Regions from separate parts of the Homo sapiens genome. Here all the other regions are linked to region 1. A link is a contact called in ENCODE Hi-C or POLR2A ChIA-PET data. All regions are on one chromosome and are shown on one strand. The core of a region is the stretch at or near the end of the contact, and the rest is flanking DNA. Distances in the headings are between cores, read along the strand shown.

Region 1 (3,264 bases), core at 420-2,919:
TTTCTGGTTGCTAAATATGCCAGTGAGCATTTCAGTTATTTGCACTTCAGTGCAGAGGTCATCCAGTCCTTCTTGGGAGTGACATCAAGGACAAAGGTGATATGGAGGTAGGAGCAATATTTGTGTGTGTGTGAATATATATATATATATATATATTTTTTTTTTTTTTTTTTTTAAGGGCGGCCCCAGAGGCCTAGAACTAATAAGATATCTGCCTATATGGACCAAGAGCAGGAAGAAAGGCCAGACAATCGTCCCTCAGTAGACAGTGCCGCTTGGAATGACCACAGTCTGGGAAGCACTAACACATGGCATTTACCACCAGCTAAATAAACATTTGATTTCATGTTGCACAATGACCTAGCCAGTCCAGCTACTTTAACCCTGGTCTTCCTATAGAATGACCCCAGTATGAGCTCTACTTCAGGGCAGCTCCTCTCTTGGATGAAAGGCAGCAAAGAGCTTGCTGCCCAAGCTGGCCAAGAGGAAGTGCCCACAAAACTATTTCGCTGTGGAAGAAATCTGACCCAACATCCTAACAAACCCCCTCACATGGGCTTCCAATCTTTTAAAACTCATGTCTGCTCCCCACAGGCCCACCCTGGCAATGACTTGTCAATTTCCTTCACGTCTACGTCTAGAAAAAAAGTGAGAAAACTGGATGCAGCTTCGAGTGCTAAGCCATGGGGGATGGACTTTGGTCCCCAAGCAAAGCATTAATGAAGGTGTTGCAAGGGGAATAGTTGAGATATGATATGAGGAAGACCAGAGAACAATTCCTGATGAACGTCCTCCCTCCCAAGCCTCAGTCTGACCATAGCTTCCTCATCTGGGAGTTGTGAGAATGAGGCTGGCCTTGTGCAAAGCTGATCACCTTGCTTTCCGTGGAAGGGGCTCGGTCACTGAGGTCATCATTGCTTCTCACAGGGATGCCTCTGCCCAGGAGGCTGAGCAGGCCACCGTTGGGTGACAGGCCGAAGAGTGTCAAGTATCTCCCCGGGCCGGGAAAGGTGCGAAAGAGATGGGTACTCTTGCCCCAGGGGAATGTATCAAAGGACACCTCCAGAACAACCGTACCGCTCTGTCTTTAGTTGTCTTCCTGGGGCAGGCTTTACAGGGGACCTGTTTCAACCTTAACGATAATATTAGTGTTGGCTGAAACCAAAACTATGGAGAGACGTTTATTCCTTCCCATCCCTAAAGAAGTGGCGCAGGGTCAGAAGAGACTGCGGGACAGGGAACTTTACATCAGAGCTCTTGACAGGCAGTTAGAGGCTGCTCACTTTGCGCCGCCGCCTGGCTCTTTGGGGCGCAAGGTACAGCTTCCTGCCCACCCCTGAAAGAGAGATTCCCTAGACTTCTCACGGAAGCTCACACATGCCCCTCTTCTGCCCAGCGTCCGCGCCTCGCGGGGGACCATGCTTTCCGCGCCCCGCCCGGGCCTCCTCCCCAAAGCCTGCGACCCAGCCTCCCGCACCTTGACCGTGTCCAGAGGGTGACCGACGAACACCAGGCACACGCCGCCAAAGCCGCCGGCCAGCAGGTTCTTGAGCGGGCTGATGGGTTTTGGCTGGTCGGCCATGGTCAGTCCGTCTGTCACTCCGTCTGTCAGTTCTCGGGCCGTCCTGGCTTCTCAGCCCCAGCTGCAGTGCCGGCGCCGCCGACCTTTCACCCACTTTTGGGTGGGCGGGGCACGAGCCCGGGGCAGGTCGGGAGGAGGGCCCAGTTGGCACGGTAGGGCTTCCGCCCGGGGCTGCTTCCGGCCTCGGCCCCGCTTCGATGGGCGTGGCAGAGCGCAAAGCCGCATGGGCGGGGTTTGGGAGTGTGGGCCAGCGGGCCTATTCCTCCAGGAAGCCTTCCCAGACTTCCATGTTTCCTCTGAGCTCCCATTCATCCACTCACTCCAGAGAGATCAATTGCGCCCTGCCATATGCCAGGCGTCCTTCTAGGTGCTGGAGGCACCCCTGGTAGTACAACACACAGGTCCCTGTCCTCCTGGAATTTACAGACCATAACAAAGATAAATAACTAAAAAATGCATAGTGTATCAAGTAGTAATAAGTACTACGGAGAAAAATCCAGGAAGAGAGTTAGAGGGTGTGTGGGACAAGTGATTTGCAATTTTAGTTCGTTGAATAAGGGAGGGTTTAACTGAAAAGGTGACAGGATTCAAGACCTGAGAAGATGAGAGAGGGAGTTCTGTTCACACATAACAGGGTCAAGGGTGAGGAACCTTCCACCCAGAAGAAAAAGAAAATGCAAAAGCCTTGAGATGGTCTGTGCCTGACATGTTTGAGAAACCACAGGAAGAGGGAGGGTAGTAGCTGATGAGGCGACAGAGGTTTTGGAGGCACTAGAAGACAGGTTTGGGCCTGGTGTTATGGCTCATGTCTGTAATCCCAGCTCTTTGGGAGGCCAAGGCGAGAGGATTGCTTAAACCCAGGAGTTTGAGACCAGCCTGACTTATATAGCGAGACTCTTGTCTCTAAAAAAAAAAAGTTAGGCCGGGCCCAGTGGCTCACACCTGTAATCCCAGCACTTTGGGAGGCCAAGGCAGGCATATCAACTGAGGTCAGGAGTTTGAGACCAGCCTGACCAACATGGAGAAACCCCGTCTCTACTAAAAATACAAAATTAGCGGGGCATGGTGGCGCATGCCTGTAATCCCAGCTACTTGGGAGGCTGAAGCAGGAGAATCACTTGAACTTGGGAGGCAGAGATTGCGGTGAGCCCAGATCGTGCCATTGCACTCCAGCCTGGGCAAAAAGAGCGAAACACTGTCTCTACAAAAAAAAAAAAAAAAAAAAAAAAAAAAAGTTAAAGGCCCGACGCAGTGGCTCATGCCTATAATCCCAGCACTTTGGAAGGCCAAGGCAGGTGGATCACCTGAGGTCAGGAGTTCAAGACCAGCCTGGCCAACATGGTCAAACCCCGTCTCTACTAAAAATACAAAAACTTGCCAGCCGTAATGGCAGACGCCTATGCCTGTGATCCCAGCTACTCGAGAGTCTAAGGCAGGAGAATCGCTTGAGCCCAGGAGGCGGAGCTTGCAGTGAACCGAGATCTTGCCACTGTCTCTCCTCTGAAGGACGTAGAAGTCATTGCAGGGTACTGAGTGGGGAGCGACATAGTCTGACATCGTTATCAGGATCCCCCTTTGATTGCTGGGTGAAAATAGACTCCAGGGGGCAAGAAGAAACAAGGAGCCTTAAGGAGGCTAAAAGCCATGGCCAGAGATGTTGACTTGCGCCAGGGCATAACAGA
Region 2 (3,264 bases), core at 480-2,979, 110 kb before region 1:
ATAGAATGACTAACTAGTACTCTTCAAAGTGTCAAGATTATGAAAGACAAGTAAAGACTGAAAACTGCCACAGATTGGAGGAGACTAAGAAGAAATAACTGCTAAATCTAACATGGGATCCTGGACTGGATCCTCTACCAGAAAAAAGACATTATTGAGAAAAGTAATTATTTATTTATTTATTTATTTATTTATTTATTTATGTATTTATTTAATGAGACAGAGTTTCACTCTTATTGCCCAGGCTGTAGTGCAATGGTGTGGTCTTAGCTCACTGCAAACTCTGCCTCCTGGGTTCAAGCGATTCTTCTGCCTCAGCCTCTCAAGTAGCTGGGATTATAGGCACCTGCCACCAAGCCTGGCTAATTTTTGTATTTTTAGTAGAGATGGGGTTTCACCATGTTGGCCAGGCTGGTCTCAAACTCTTGACCTCAGATGATCCTCCCTCCTTGGCTTCCCAAAGTGCTGGGATTACAGGAATGAGCCACCGTGCCCGTCCAAGTTATAACTTTTCAACACTCAAATGGTATTCTCCAACTCTAAGAAAACTGTTAGATTGACATAGAAACTTTCCTTATAGTAACTTTAATGGTATAAAATTTACAAGAGGTTTTATTCACAGATAAAGAAGCAAGCCCCTTTTCCATTTACATGGATGGGTCTTCCAGGGAAAACAGCTAACACAGACCACTGTTTCTCATAACCAGCCTTTCCTTGAGCTCATGGTCCTTGTCTCATTCAGTCTCAAACTAACAAGCTCTGAGTAAAGCTCTGGCTATTACTGTAAACCACACAGTTATTAGTCTGGTTTACAGACACCAAGGTTAGTTAACTCCTTTGACTGATGCATTGTAAGCTCATATCTGACCAGCCCAGATTCCTAAGGAGGGCTGTGGAAATGTCTTCAGAAGCCTTTTTGGTAGGAGCTGGGTAACAGAGGAAATCTAATTCCAGCCTTCCTGTCTCTGCACATTCTGGGACTCCTCAATAGGCCTAGCACCTTAGCCATTCATGCGGTTTTAAATTTTTAAATGTTTTTAATTTTAAATTTTTAGCTTTTTTGAGATGGAATCTCATTCTCTCGCCAAGGCTGGAGTTCAGTGGTATGATCTCAGCTCACTGCAACCTCCACCTCCCCAGTTCAAGCAATTCTCCTGCCTCAGCCTCCCGAGTAGCTGAGACTACAGGTGCGCGCCACCACGCCCAGCTAATTTTTGTATTTTTAGTAGAGACGGGGTTTCACCATGTTAGCCAGGATGGTCTCCATCTCTTGACCTCATGATCCGCCCACTTCGGCCTCCCAAAGTGCTGGAATTACAGGTGTGAGCCACCGTGCCCTGCCAAATTTTGTATTTTTAGTAGAGACGGGGTTTCACCATGTTGGCCAGACTGGTCTTGAATTTCTGACCTCAAATGATCTGCCTGCCTCAGTCTCCCAAAGTGCTGGGTGCTGGGATTACAGGCGTGAGCCCCCATGCCTGGCCTCATTCTTTTAATGTGTGGCCTTCAAAGTAGAGAAGAAACAGTAGAGAAGAATAGAGAAGAAACAGGAAATCTGAAGATTCTCTGTTACTATGAACTAAATGTTTATGTCACCCCAAAATTTCATGTTAAAGCCTGACTCCCAATGTGATGGTATTAGAAGGTAAGGCCTTTACATGATCATGAATGGGATTAGTTCCCCTATAAAGGAAACCCTGAGAGCTCCCTCCCTCCTTCCACCATGTGAGAACACACAGAGATGGTTATCTACGAACCAGGAAGTGGGCTCCTGATCAGACACCAAATCTGCTGGCACCTTGAGCTTGGATTTCCCAGACTCCAGAACTGTGAGAAATTTCCACTGTTTATAAACCACCCAGGTTACAGTATTTTGTTATAGCAGCCCAAATGTACTAGGACACCTATCAGGAGATAGCCCTTGTTCTTTATTTCTACCACCAAGAGAGGGAGGACAGGCCCAGGTCATAGATCCTATGCTAGGCCCTGCAGAAACACACCATTCCTAAGAAGCACTTACTACACACTGTGGTAAGCCAGTGAGTTAACTATTATCAATGAAGGGAACTACATACCAGCATCTTCAGAAAAATCAATCTCTTTGTAGGATAAATTCAGACCCTCCTAACTAAGCCAGGGTCATGCAAATCTGAGCATTTCCTTGCAACATGACAAAACCGCATGCTCTTCAAATTATCAGTATTGTCTTGGAGAAAGTGCCAAAGCAGCTCAGAAAAATACAGCAGTCCTCCCTTTATCCATGGGGAGTATGTTCCAAGGGGATATGTGGATGTCTGAAACCACAGATAGTGTTGAACCCTACTGATGTCAATTGGAACACATTTCTGTTCCACCCACAAATGTAATGCCTTTTCCATCTTAACCAAGTACTTAACACGCACTGTGGCTGTAACTTGTGCAGTCTGAGGTGCAACAGCAAAACTAGCATAAATTTCTTTTTCCTTCTTCACAGTTTCACAGATAGAAGATTCATTCTTATTCTATTTTTTTTTTTTTTTTTTTAGACAGAGTCTTGCTCTGTCACCCAGGCTGGAGTGCAATGGTGCGATCTCAGCTCACTGCAACTTCCGCCTCCTGGATTCAAGCAATTCTCCTGCCTCGGCCTCCTGAGTAGCTGGGATTACAGGTGCACACTACCACACCTGGCTAATTTTTGTATTTTTAGTAGAGACAGAATTTCACTGTTGGCCAGGCTGGTCTTGAACTCCACCCACCTCGGCCTCCCAGAGTGCTAGGATTACAGGCATGAGCCACCGCACCCAGCCAGAAGATTCATTCTTACCATAGATTTTTGCAACCTCAGCATACAATTTCTTTCTCCCTCCCTCCCTCTCTCCCTCCCTTCCTTTTGTTCCTTCCTTCCTTTCTTCCTTTTCTTTCTCTCTTCCTTTCTTTTTCTCTCCCTCTCTCCCTCTCTTTTCTTTCTTTTCTCTCTCTCTTTCTTCCTTTCTTTCCTTAAGTTTCTCTCATCTTTTCACTTAAAGGAAGAATTTTATGGCTTATTTTTGGCATATCCGAATTGCCAGCATTGCTTCTCTTGTGCTTTGGGGCCATTATTAAGTAAAATAAGGGTTACGTGAATATGAGTACTGCTATATGGTGACTAAGTGACTAATGGGCAGGTGGCATATATGGCATGAATACACGGGGACAAAGTGATGATTTGCGTTCTGGGTGGCAGTAGAGCAGGACAGCATGAGACTCATCACACTACTCGGAATGGCATGCCTTTTAAAACTTAGG
Region 3 (3,264 bases), core at 240-2,739, 91 kb after region 1:
CGGGCACCTGTAGTCCCAGCTACTTGGGAGGCTGAGACAGGAGAATTGCTTGAACCCGGGAGGCGGAGCTTTCGGTGAGCTGAGATCACACCACTGTACTCCAGCCTGGCGACAGAGCGAGACTCTGTATCAAAAAAAAAAAAAAAATTATAATTAAAAAATTAAAACTAAATAATAATAAATAAAAATACAAAAAAAAAAATTGGCCCGCCATGGTGGCGCATGCCAGCTACTTGGTAGGCTGAGGCAGGAGAATTGCTTGAACCCGGAAGGCAGAGGTTGCAGTGAGCCAAGATCGCGCCACTGCACTCCAGCCTGGGCGACAGAGTGAGACTCCGTCACACACACACAAAAAATCTTAGAAGAAAGAGGTGGGCCTGCCCTTGGAGCCCCTGGCCTGCCTTGACTTGAGGGGACTAGAAAATGCAGACTATGCTTTGCTATGGGGAAGGGAGAGGAGATGGGAGTAGAGGTAGTGGGGGTCTTAACCAGGGTAGGGAGAAACCACCAGTGTGACCTGCCTTAAAAGTGTTGCTCTTGCCTGCAAGTCCACCTCGGGGAGGGGGGTCAGCTTCTGCCCTGAGGGCGTGTAGTAATCTCTTCCTGAGGATAACCAGCTCTAGAAGAGCAGGGATGCCTTGGCACTTGACCACTGGTAGGTATGTCCTCCCCCCACCCCCGTTTTTGGTGATAATCTGTTTAATTTTTCTCTGAGGTAATGGTGTCTCAGTTATGGAAGAGTCCCTTCCCGCCTCTTCACACGTGCCAGCTTTGATGCAAGGAGTGTTCCATATACCTGAGCACTGGTTCATTCCTGCGGGCTGCCATGGGGGGCTCACTTTCCTGATGCCAGGGCTCCTCCAGGATGCCCCCTCTGACGGCCTATGAAACCTTGCACATCAGGCAGCTTCTTCCTAAGGCCTGCCTGACTCCGGCGAGACTTCCCGGGAGATCCGGACCGACCGCGGAACCGAGCTCCAAGAATGCCTGCGAGGAGGCTGTGGGTCCTACCCTATCGCCGCTTACGCAGTCCCAGCCTCCGCGGCGCCCCCAAATGCCGCACTGTTGAGTCATCTCAGCGCTGCCTCCTCCGCGCTGCGCTCCCCACCCCCGCTCCTGGAGCAAGAAGATGCAGACGATACTTTTCCCGGAGGCAAGAGGGCGTCTTCACGCAGGCACCGAGAAGCTCCCACTAGTGTATGCCTTAATGGTGCCGCTCTTGTCCGCGTCTACGCTTGGGACCTTGGCTTCTGACTTGGAGAGTGTACAGCTCTGCCCGACGGCAACCCAGCTTGGGAAGAGAAGCCCCAGCGTGGGCTGGGGCTCAAGGCGCAGGAAGGCCGAGCCCGGCGCGGACGCAGGCGGCTCCGGGCGGGCTCAGCACCCCCAGGCACCGTCTCCTAGTGACCGCGGCGCTCGCGGGCCTGGCGGCCGTTGTCCGGGCGACTGCGCAGCGCGGGCACCCCCGCGGCCCCTCCCCTGGGCGCGCGCGCGACCTGGGTGCCATGGCGGCAGCGGCGGTGACAGGCCAGCGGCCTGAGACCGCGGCGGCCGAGGAGGCCTCGAGGCCGCAGTGGGCGCCGCCAGACCACTGCCAGGCTCAGGCGGCGGCCGGGCTGGGCGACGGCGAGGACGCACCGGTGCGTCCGCTGTGCAAGCCCCGCGGCATCTGCTCGCGCGCCTACTTCCTGGTGCTGATGGTGTTCGTGCACCTGTACCTGGGTAACGTGCTGGCGCTGCTGCTCTTCGTGCACTACAGCAACGGCGACGAAAGCAGCGATCCCGGGCCCCAACACCGTGCCCAGGGCCCCGGGCCCGAGCCCACCTTAGGTCCCCTCACCCGGCTGGAGGGCATCAAGGTGAGGACCTCCCTGCCCCGCCGCGCTCCAGGCCCTGCACGGCTGAGCCCGAGAGGACCGGCGCTCAGCCCGGGTCCCCACGCTGCCCCCGGCGCTGCTCTGCGTCGGTCCCGCGCGCTCCCACTCACTCGCCTGCTGTCGCTCTCCGGGCCGGGGCGACTTGGCCCTTCTTGGGCAGCGCGGTCTGGCGCCCCAGCTGCCCGCTGTGCGCCTTTTCCTTAGGTGGGGCACGAGCGTAAGGTCCAGCTGGTCACCGACAGGGATCACTTCATCCGAACCCTCAGCCTCAAGCCGCTGCTCTTCGGTAAGTCCGCCAGATACTCCTGGGAAGGGCCAGGGGCTGCGGTTTGGTGGCCACCTTGAGGCTCGTTGTGACCACGTGACCTCTATTTTGAAAATGGCTGCTTCAGAGCAGCCCTTCCAGAGGATTACCAAAGTGAAGGACCTTCCCCGTCCTCGAAATAGGGTAACACTCCCTCTTATCCCAACTCCCTGCAGTCCATTCTTCCATCACAGGGCTGGCAGGGTGAGCCTGAGGCTGGTGTCTAAACGTTTCATTGCACCTGTCTTCCGTGCCACCATTAATTCTGTCACCTTCTAGAACTGGGAGGAAGGTGGGAGACTGATAACCAGCTTTCTGCCGACCTCAGGACCTCTGGGGAAAATCCCACTGCCGAAGTGGGCCTTGTGGTCTGATGAGAAGCAGGCCGTCCAAATGTAGATAAACTGGTACCCCCCCAGCCTCCTCCACTGGAGTACCAGTCAGAGGCTCAGCTTTTGCTGCCAGCACTCTGAGATTCTTCTTAAGGTGAAGTCTTTGTTCAGCCATCATGGGCAAAGCTTTCTAGGGTGACTCCAGTTGGAGCCACAACATAGCTCATCGTTTCTGAGCTCTAGTTATGTGCTTGCCTTCATATGATTATTTCATTTAATTCCTGCAACCCCTCTGTGAAGTGGGTGTAGATCCTACTCAGGCCAGTGAGGGGGAAAGTTAGGGACAGAGAGCTGCTGTGGCTTGGCCAGGCTGACACGGTTACTTCAGTGGTGAAGCTAGGATTAGAACCCACATAGCCTGCCTCTAAGGCCTATGCAGTAAAGCCACAGTGCGAGCTGTGAAGACCCCAGAGTCCTTCAAAGACCACCAGTGTCAACTGGGTGGGGACCCCTAGTCCCATGGACATTGTCCAGGGTGTTTGTGTAGCCCAGCCCTGGGTACCTGGCCTCCGTGACAAACATATTTGCAAACCCAGGGCCATTCCTGCCTGCCGGGGGATGGAATGGGTTAGGAGCTGGGGCCAAAGTAGAACATCTGAGCACAAGTCATTACCTCCAAGGCAGAGGGTCCTGGTTGGGGATTATGCCTAGACCTGTCAGAATGATGTCATATGCATGCTGTTTGTAGGGA

Evidence for each region. Hi-C counts contacts between places; a loop is a spot of excess contacts on that map. ChIA-PET counts read pairs that join two places held with the same protein, here RNA polymerase II (POLR2A). Pooled maps may share reads with other maps.
Region 2: a map of naive thymus-derived CD4-positive, alpha-beta T cell shows a loop between it and region 1 (5-fold over the local background). The contact joins the enhancer-like site here to the promoter of SLC25A20 in region 1. A Hi-C loop is called at or near these places in 2 of 168 maps with a recorded cell type or tissue (CD4-positive, alpha-beta memory T cell and naive thymus-derived CD4-positive, alpha-beta T cell) and 5 of 50 pooled maps. POLR2A ChIA-PET finds 5 or more read pairs at or near these places in 7 of 52 experiments (AG04449, Caco-2, GM12878 and 4 more).
Region 3: a pooled map shows a loop between it and region 1 (6-fold over the local background). The contact joins the promoter of P4HTM here to the promoter of SLC25A20 in region 1. A Hi-C loop is called at or near these places in 9 of 50 pooled maps. POLR2A ChIA-PET finds 5 or more read pairs at or near these places in 7 of 52 experiments (CD4-positive, alpha-beta T cell, H1, K562 and 4 more).

What each region holds. Positions count from the first base shown.
Region 1 is chr3:48,897,213-48,900,476 of GRCh38, forward strand. SLC25A20 (solute carrier family 25 member 20) reads right to left here and starts at 1,670. Exons shown (of 9, transcript NM_000387.6): 1 at 1,478-1,670. The coding sequence starts at 1,582. RefSeq lists an enhancer at 591-640 and a silencer at 1,221-1,410.
Region 2 is chr3:48,786,987-48,790,250 of GRCh38, forward strand. All of the region lies in intron 4 of PRKAR2A (protein kinase cAMP-dependent type II regulatory subunit alpha), which reads right to left. Among named protein-coding and RNA genes, the nearest start is that of PRKAR2A, 59 kb to the right of the region's middle. Within about 2 kb of position 1,730, at least 2 of the 41 ENCODE cell types and tissues checked have a DNase peak (open chromatin) inside an H3K27ac peak, as active enhancers do.
Region 3 is chr3:48,988,752-48,992,015 of GRCh38, forward strand. P4HTM (prolyl 4-hydroxylase, transmembrane) reads left to right here and starts at 1,490. Exons shown (of 9, transcript NM_177939.3): 1 at 1,490-1,859; 2 at 2,082-2,163. The coding sequence starts at 1,506. LOC124909376 (a long non-coding RNA gene) reads right to left here and starts at 1,121. Exons shown (of 2, transcript XR_007095903.1): 1 at 797-1,121. RefSeq lists enhancers at 210-773, 774-1,336, 1,084-1,243, 1,901-2,462 and a silencer at 1,354-1,733.